2 separate regions of the Homo sapiens genome follow, and region 1 is linked to region 2. Evidence: chromatin contacts called from ENCODE Hi-C or POLR2A ChIA-PET data. All regions are on one chromosome and are shown on one strand. Each heading gives the region's core, a stretch centred on a gene start or an enhancer-like site at or near the end of the contact. The rest is flanking DNA. Distances are from core to core; before and after follow the strand shown. Region 1 overlaps ZC3H14 (zinc finger CCCH-type containing 14). Region 2 overlaps PTPN21 (protein tyrosine phosphatase non-receptor type 21).

Region 1 (2,787 bases), core at 116-2,615, 120 kb after region 2:
GTGAATTTAGTTTGAAAAGCATGATTATACAGGCCTCTCAGGCTGAGTGCTACTTTGGTAAAGTTCCCAGTTTTCCTGCCTTCTGTGACAGGATGAATGAGGTGGGTATGGACAGTGGAGGCAGCTGGAATGGCAAGTGCAGAAAATAGGAACAGTTCTATACAGTGCTCTCATTTACTAATAACATAATGCCTTCTAAATAATTTTTTTGGGAAACTACATTATCACAAAATTATACAAATTTTTTTACAAGTATTTACATACTGTATCTGAAAACAGACTTTAAAGTCACAAGATTATAAATGTACATATATATTCTCACATTCTGAAAAATAACATTCTCAGAATCCACAGAAAATATACTTAGTTACTACTGAAGATAATTTTTGAAATGTAAAAATTAGATTTAAATAGTATATTTTAAATGACAGAACTATAATTACAGAGATCAGATCAGATAGGTAAACTGCAAGATAGATAGGATGAAACTTTTGGCCTACTGTATTACTTACAGAGTTTTTTTGTGTGTGGTTTTTAAAACTGTTAAGGCAAGAAGTGTCAAATGCTTTAGAGTTAAATAACAGATCACTGATTTCAAAGACTTGGTGTATAGTGTTAAAAATTAAAGCTTAAAAGGTGGTTAGAAAAGTGGATTAATGCAAAAGGGGTAATAAAGACTGCAACATTCTCAGGACCAAATTAAACTGCTAAAAAAAAAAAAAAAGTTCATTGACTTGCTTAGTCGTATACTCAAATGATGATAAACCTACATGTGCAAAGGCTCACGTTTAAGATTGTCAAGCCAGCAGTCTACTGTTGTGTTGCCATTGCTTTTCCATTGGGAGAAGAAAGAATTAACCAGTCATTAAACCATTTGGTAAGTTGCACTTTGCTGTGCTGATCCCACAGGAAAGGCTTGAAACACGAGAAGCAGCAAAGACAGAGCACACAAGTGCATAAGGCTGTTGTCTTCGGCTTGGGTGAAATGACAGTTCCTCTTCATTCTAAAGGTTTACTCCATTGAATTTAAGGCATTTGTTCATTCCAGTGTTGAGATGCTTTGCATCTCTGCAGAAGAAATTTATTTTAAATTGTTTAAATATCTGGAAATACTTTTAGCTATCATTTATAAAGATAGTTTTGTTCTCAGTTTCACTATAAATTATAGAACAAATGGGAAACAAGGGTTTAATTTAGTTCAGCCATTTTACAAGGAAATAATAAAATACTAAAATCTGATTGTTTTTTGCTATTTAATAGCCACTGCCCAGACACATATTTAAGAGTTTAATCTTTCAGTTGCTATGGCTTATGAACAAGCTAAGGTTGACCATAAAACATTTGTTGGATGACGTGGTTTAAAATGATCACCACAAAAAGGGACCACAAAAAAAGGAAGGAAATGAGCATGGTTGGCGATTGGAAGCAAGGGTACCAGAGGGCACAGTGTGCTTTGGCATGCATTTTATACATAAAATGAATGGAACAAAAGGTGCCAGAAGTCCCAGGTTACACAATCAGGAGCTTAGATACTGCACACAAAAATAATTATCTGGGTTAAAAAAGTAAACATAGGGCAGATTCTATATGGCCTATCATGTTTCTTCACCTTCCCCTCGTTGCTGGCTGATACAGCGAGGTGGTCAGCTGATGACTACTTAGTCAATATGACCTTTAGTCGTGAAACTGACAGCAGCAGTGATTAAGGCTGACTTAATCAGGTTGGCCACTTTGAAGGACAGAAATGCAGTGGAAACAGTTTTATTCTATGTAGTTTACATGCTTAAGGTTACAGAGTTTCTACCTGCACTGTAATGGAAATATAATTTCTCTGTAGCCAAAAGCTGGCAAACTTGACCCAGAGGGAAAATTTAAAACTGCAGCAGGCTCAAATGTAGAGTATTTTTCTTTTTATGGGCAGGTTGTTCAGGGATTTTTTTCCTCCTTTAATTTATTGACTGACTGTAAATACATGAGTAGAAACTTAATAGTCATGTATTTCAAAATTTGGCTTAATTTAGGAGAATCCACTGATGAACAAGTACCAACTTACGTTTCAAGCTTCTTAGCCCCATAATCAGTCCTTCAGCCACAGCTATTTAGAGCTTTAAAACTACCAGGTTCAATCACTGGTTATGCTTTCTGTGATGTAATTTAGTCATTTCTATTTTTAGTATTAACCAAGTATTAGACACAGAAAATAGGTATTAAGAATCTTCATATATCCTGTCAGACCAAATGGGATTCCAGGAACCTAAAGCGATCTATTATGCTATAAAGATAATTAACACATTAAAAACTCATAGGGTCAATACAGCATCTTAAACCTCACACTTAGAAAAATATATTTTTAAATAGCAGTCTACATAATTTTCAATCTTCAGGAAACTACAGATAGGCTAGACAGCGAATTCCTGAATGATGAGTAGTGATCTTTGGCAGCATTTAAAGTGAAAAGAAATAAGGATCTAAGAATTCAGCCCTAATCCACTAAAAAAAGGAATTCTAACTGACAAGTTTTTACAAATGGAGTTGGGCTCATTCATTTTGGAAATAAACCTATGGAGTGGCACACATCTAAACAAATTTTCCCAATAGAAAAAAGGCTATAAAAATTTTATTCCAAGAGTGATTAAATTGTATAATGTTGTATATGTGAATTTAACACTTTTGTTTACATGTTAAACAAATGTGTATATATTAGACTACATTAAATATGCAATTCTTTCTTCCAGTTAAATACTGTTGCTCCCTAAAACCCTTACATTGTACACCATTGGGAATGAT
Region 2 (2,880 bases), core at 191-2,690:
ACTTTGTTAGGGGGTGGAGGGAGAAGGCTGTTGGATTATGCCATTGTATAAATACTAAAATATAGTTATCTGGGTCAAGATTAGATGAGTCACATAAGGCCATCCCAAGCAGCAATAAACTACAATAGATCAGGACTGGGGGTAAAGGGGACACCCTGGGATTACAGTTCCCCTTTCTGTGCAAGTCGAGTCTATCTCCTGGGCCACCAGTCACCCCAGCCCAAAGCAGATGTCCAGAAGCCACCGTCCAGTTCCAGGCCAGGGGCAGTTTTGTTAAATGCCTATCACGCTTTAGTTTACCCATCTGGCCCATGACAACAAGTCTACCAATACTTCAGAATCATAATATTGGAACATGACTAAACAGTCTATATTGAGAGCCTTTAAAACATGGCCATAACAATTAAAGTTCTTTTCATTTTATTATCAAGCAAAATTTTAAAAGCTAATATTAAAAGCTTCATTTACTTTATGTGGGAAACAAACGCTCACAATGAAATATATTAGTTCCCTACAGAATGAATCATAAGTAATTACATAGGAATAGCTCATGGAAATCGACTGCCACAATCTATTGGATATATAGAGATTGAAAGCAAACTTTGGAAAACAGCCCTTTAAACATAACTATTCCATTTTAAAAAGATTCAGGTGTTCCTTATTTAGGTATAGCATATGCAACTGATGACATTAATGTAGTTTTGTTCACACTTGCCAATAAATAGCAATATTCCAAAAACTAGAGCTGAATTTCTAAGACTCATTCACCATAATCAATCATTTGTTGCTTTTCCCTCTTCCCTCTTTTACTTATTACAAGTTGTTAATTTGCAAAAAAAAAAACACAAAACAAAACAAACAAACAAACAAAAAACAGGCACTAACCACCAACCAATATGGATGCCTCATGGAAAGGGATTATGTTTTATGGTTTATTCAAAATGTAGACTCTCCACTATTTTCCAGAGAAGAAACAAACTGAGGTAATAATGGCTCAATATTATGAACACTCTTAACTTATTAAAGTCTTTAAAATGAAAATGCTGTGGTCCAACAGACTGCATTATCTACTGCTTGAATCTTAGAACTTACTTCTGCATAGAAATCATGCCACATATGGCTGGATAACCAGGCCAGCCCCAGGGAACCCCAAAGGCAAGTAGCACTACTGAATATCACCACCAGGGGGAACACTTTCATATGCAAATACACCCAGGCCCCTAGCAGAAACCGCTTCCCATATTTACAAAGAAAGCAGGTTCCTCCTCCCTGTCAGTGCTTACGAAAATCCCATCACCAGACCAGCGATGGGGACTCGGATGCAAACATGGTGCAGGGGAAGGCAGAGAAGAGACAGGGACTGGGCCATACATGCAAACCACTGGCCAGCTCCCCGTCCGGGTGGGCATCCCCGCATGTTATCTTTACACTGCTGCTCCTGCCCAGAGTTTCTCTCACACCCTGCAAGACAGAAGGCACTTCCACAGCCTTTCTCCTTCCTTCCTGGTGCTAAGGGACAAAATGCCCTTGTTAGACTTTGCCTCCACCCCATGCCTCATTTACAATCTGTAATAAAAGGAAGAGACAAAGGAGCAAAAGTGCTCTTCTCCCCTGTGACTCCCATCACTGCCACACTCCGGCTCCCATTGTTCACTAAGCCCTTATGCACCGGGCACCTTGCCAGACAGGGGACACGAAGATGAGGAAGAGGAGACCCTGCCCTCATGGAGCTTCATCAAACAAGAGAGACAGATCAAATGAAAATGATCTGTCAGTTGATATCTGTCAATATGAAAAAAGCAGGCAGGAACTACTCTAACAGGCTAGCACAGCGGCTAAGAGCACAGGCTCGAGTCTTGCTGCTCCACTTACTAGTTGTGTGGCAGGGCAAGACATTTCACTTCTGTAAGTCTCCATACCTTCATCAATAATGGGATAGTAATAATTGTGCCCAACAGGGTTACTGTAAGGATTAAAGAAAATAAAAGCTCTCAGTATAATGCTTGACACAGAGCAAGCATTTACTAAATTATTGTTATGAATTATTCAGGTCATTGTTATAAAAGAGGTAGAAAAAACAACTTTCAGAGTGGTGTCAAGGACTAAGCAAACTGAATGTTTGGTGGTGTCTATGGGGGCTGTATTTTAAACTCAATCTTGAAGAATGACTAAGAGTCTGTCAGAGAAGGGAAGGAAGGGCATTTTAGCAAAGGCCTGGGCTGGGGGCATTCACATGATAAGGAAAGATGCCTTCCTGGAGTCAGACTCCAAGGCCAACTGGGCTGGGGCAGCTAAGTCCAGAGAAGGACCTCAGGAGTCTGCCCTTAATCCTGTACCCAGGACGGGGCGGGTGAGAGGCACATGCTCAGATTTGTTCCTGACATGTAACTTCAAGAGCAGTGCTACATATTTTGCTTATCTATCCAGAAGACTGACTGCATACAGATGAGATAGGGCGTGGGGGGCCAAGTGGGAGGGAGCTCCAGGAGGTGCCTCCAGACATGGACCAGGGACAAGAGGACAGCTTAAAGAAAGGTTGTGGGAATTGAGTGCAACATTTCGGGTCTCAGCTTAGATGTCACTTGGCTGGGTAGCCTTTCCTATCTTGGCAGTTCTGGGTGACGTACCATTTTCCTAAGGGATCTTACAGCACCAAGACATCTTGAATCAGAGCTCTTAACACCTGTATCTATAGATTAGCTGAACAAATTCATTAAGGCCGACAGTGAGCCAGGCCCTTGCTTGGCATGGGGAATATAGCACTGAAGGCAGGGAAGAGTGTCTGTCCTCAAGCACTGCTCTAGAGCTAACCTGCTGGCAGGGGATACAGGCAAACAAACAAACAAACAAATATAGAAATTCACATGGTGCTAAGTGCTA

Evidence for each region. Hi-C counts contacts between places; a loop is a spot of excess contacts on that map. ChIA-PET counts read pairs that join two places held with the same protein, here RNA polymerase II (POLR2A). Pooled maps may share reads with other maps.
Region 1: a pooled map shows a loop between it and region 2 (2.4-fold over the local background). The contact joins two enhancer-like sites. A Hi-C loop is called at or near these places in 1 of 168 maps with a recorded cell type or tissue (CD8-positive, alpha-beta T cell) and 2 of 50 pooled maps. POLR2A ChIA-PET finds 5 or more read pairs at or near these places in 2 of 52 experiments (GM12878 and activated CD8-positive, alpha-beta memory T cell).

Annotation. Positions count from the first base shown.
Region 1 is chr14:88,612,271-88,615,057 of GRCh38, forward strand. It overlaps ZC3H14 (zinc finger CCCH-type containing 14), which reads left to right. Exons shown (of 17, transcript NM_024824.5): 17 at 1-2,787. EML5 (EMAP like 5) reads right to left here. Exons shown (of 44, transcript NM_183387.3): 44 at 161-2,787. Among named protein-coding and RNA genes, the nearest start is that of ZC3H14, 51 kb to the left of the region's middle. Within about 2 kb of position 1,366, at least 6 of the 41 ENCODE cell types and tissues checked have a DNase peak (open chromatin) inside an H3K27ac peak, as active enhancers do.
Region 2 is chr14:88,491,196-88,494,075 of GRCh38, forward strand. All of the region lies in intron 10 of PTPN21 (protein tyrosine phosphatase non-receptor type 21), which reads right to left. Among named protein-coding and RNA genes, the nearest start is that of PTPN21, 62 kb to the right of the region's middle. RefSeq lists an enhancer at 1,248-1,437. Within about 2 kb of position 1,441, at least 5 of the 41 ENCODE cell types and tissues checked have a DNase peak (open chromatin) inside an H3K27ac peak, as active enhancers do.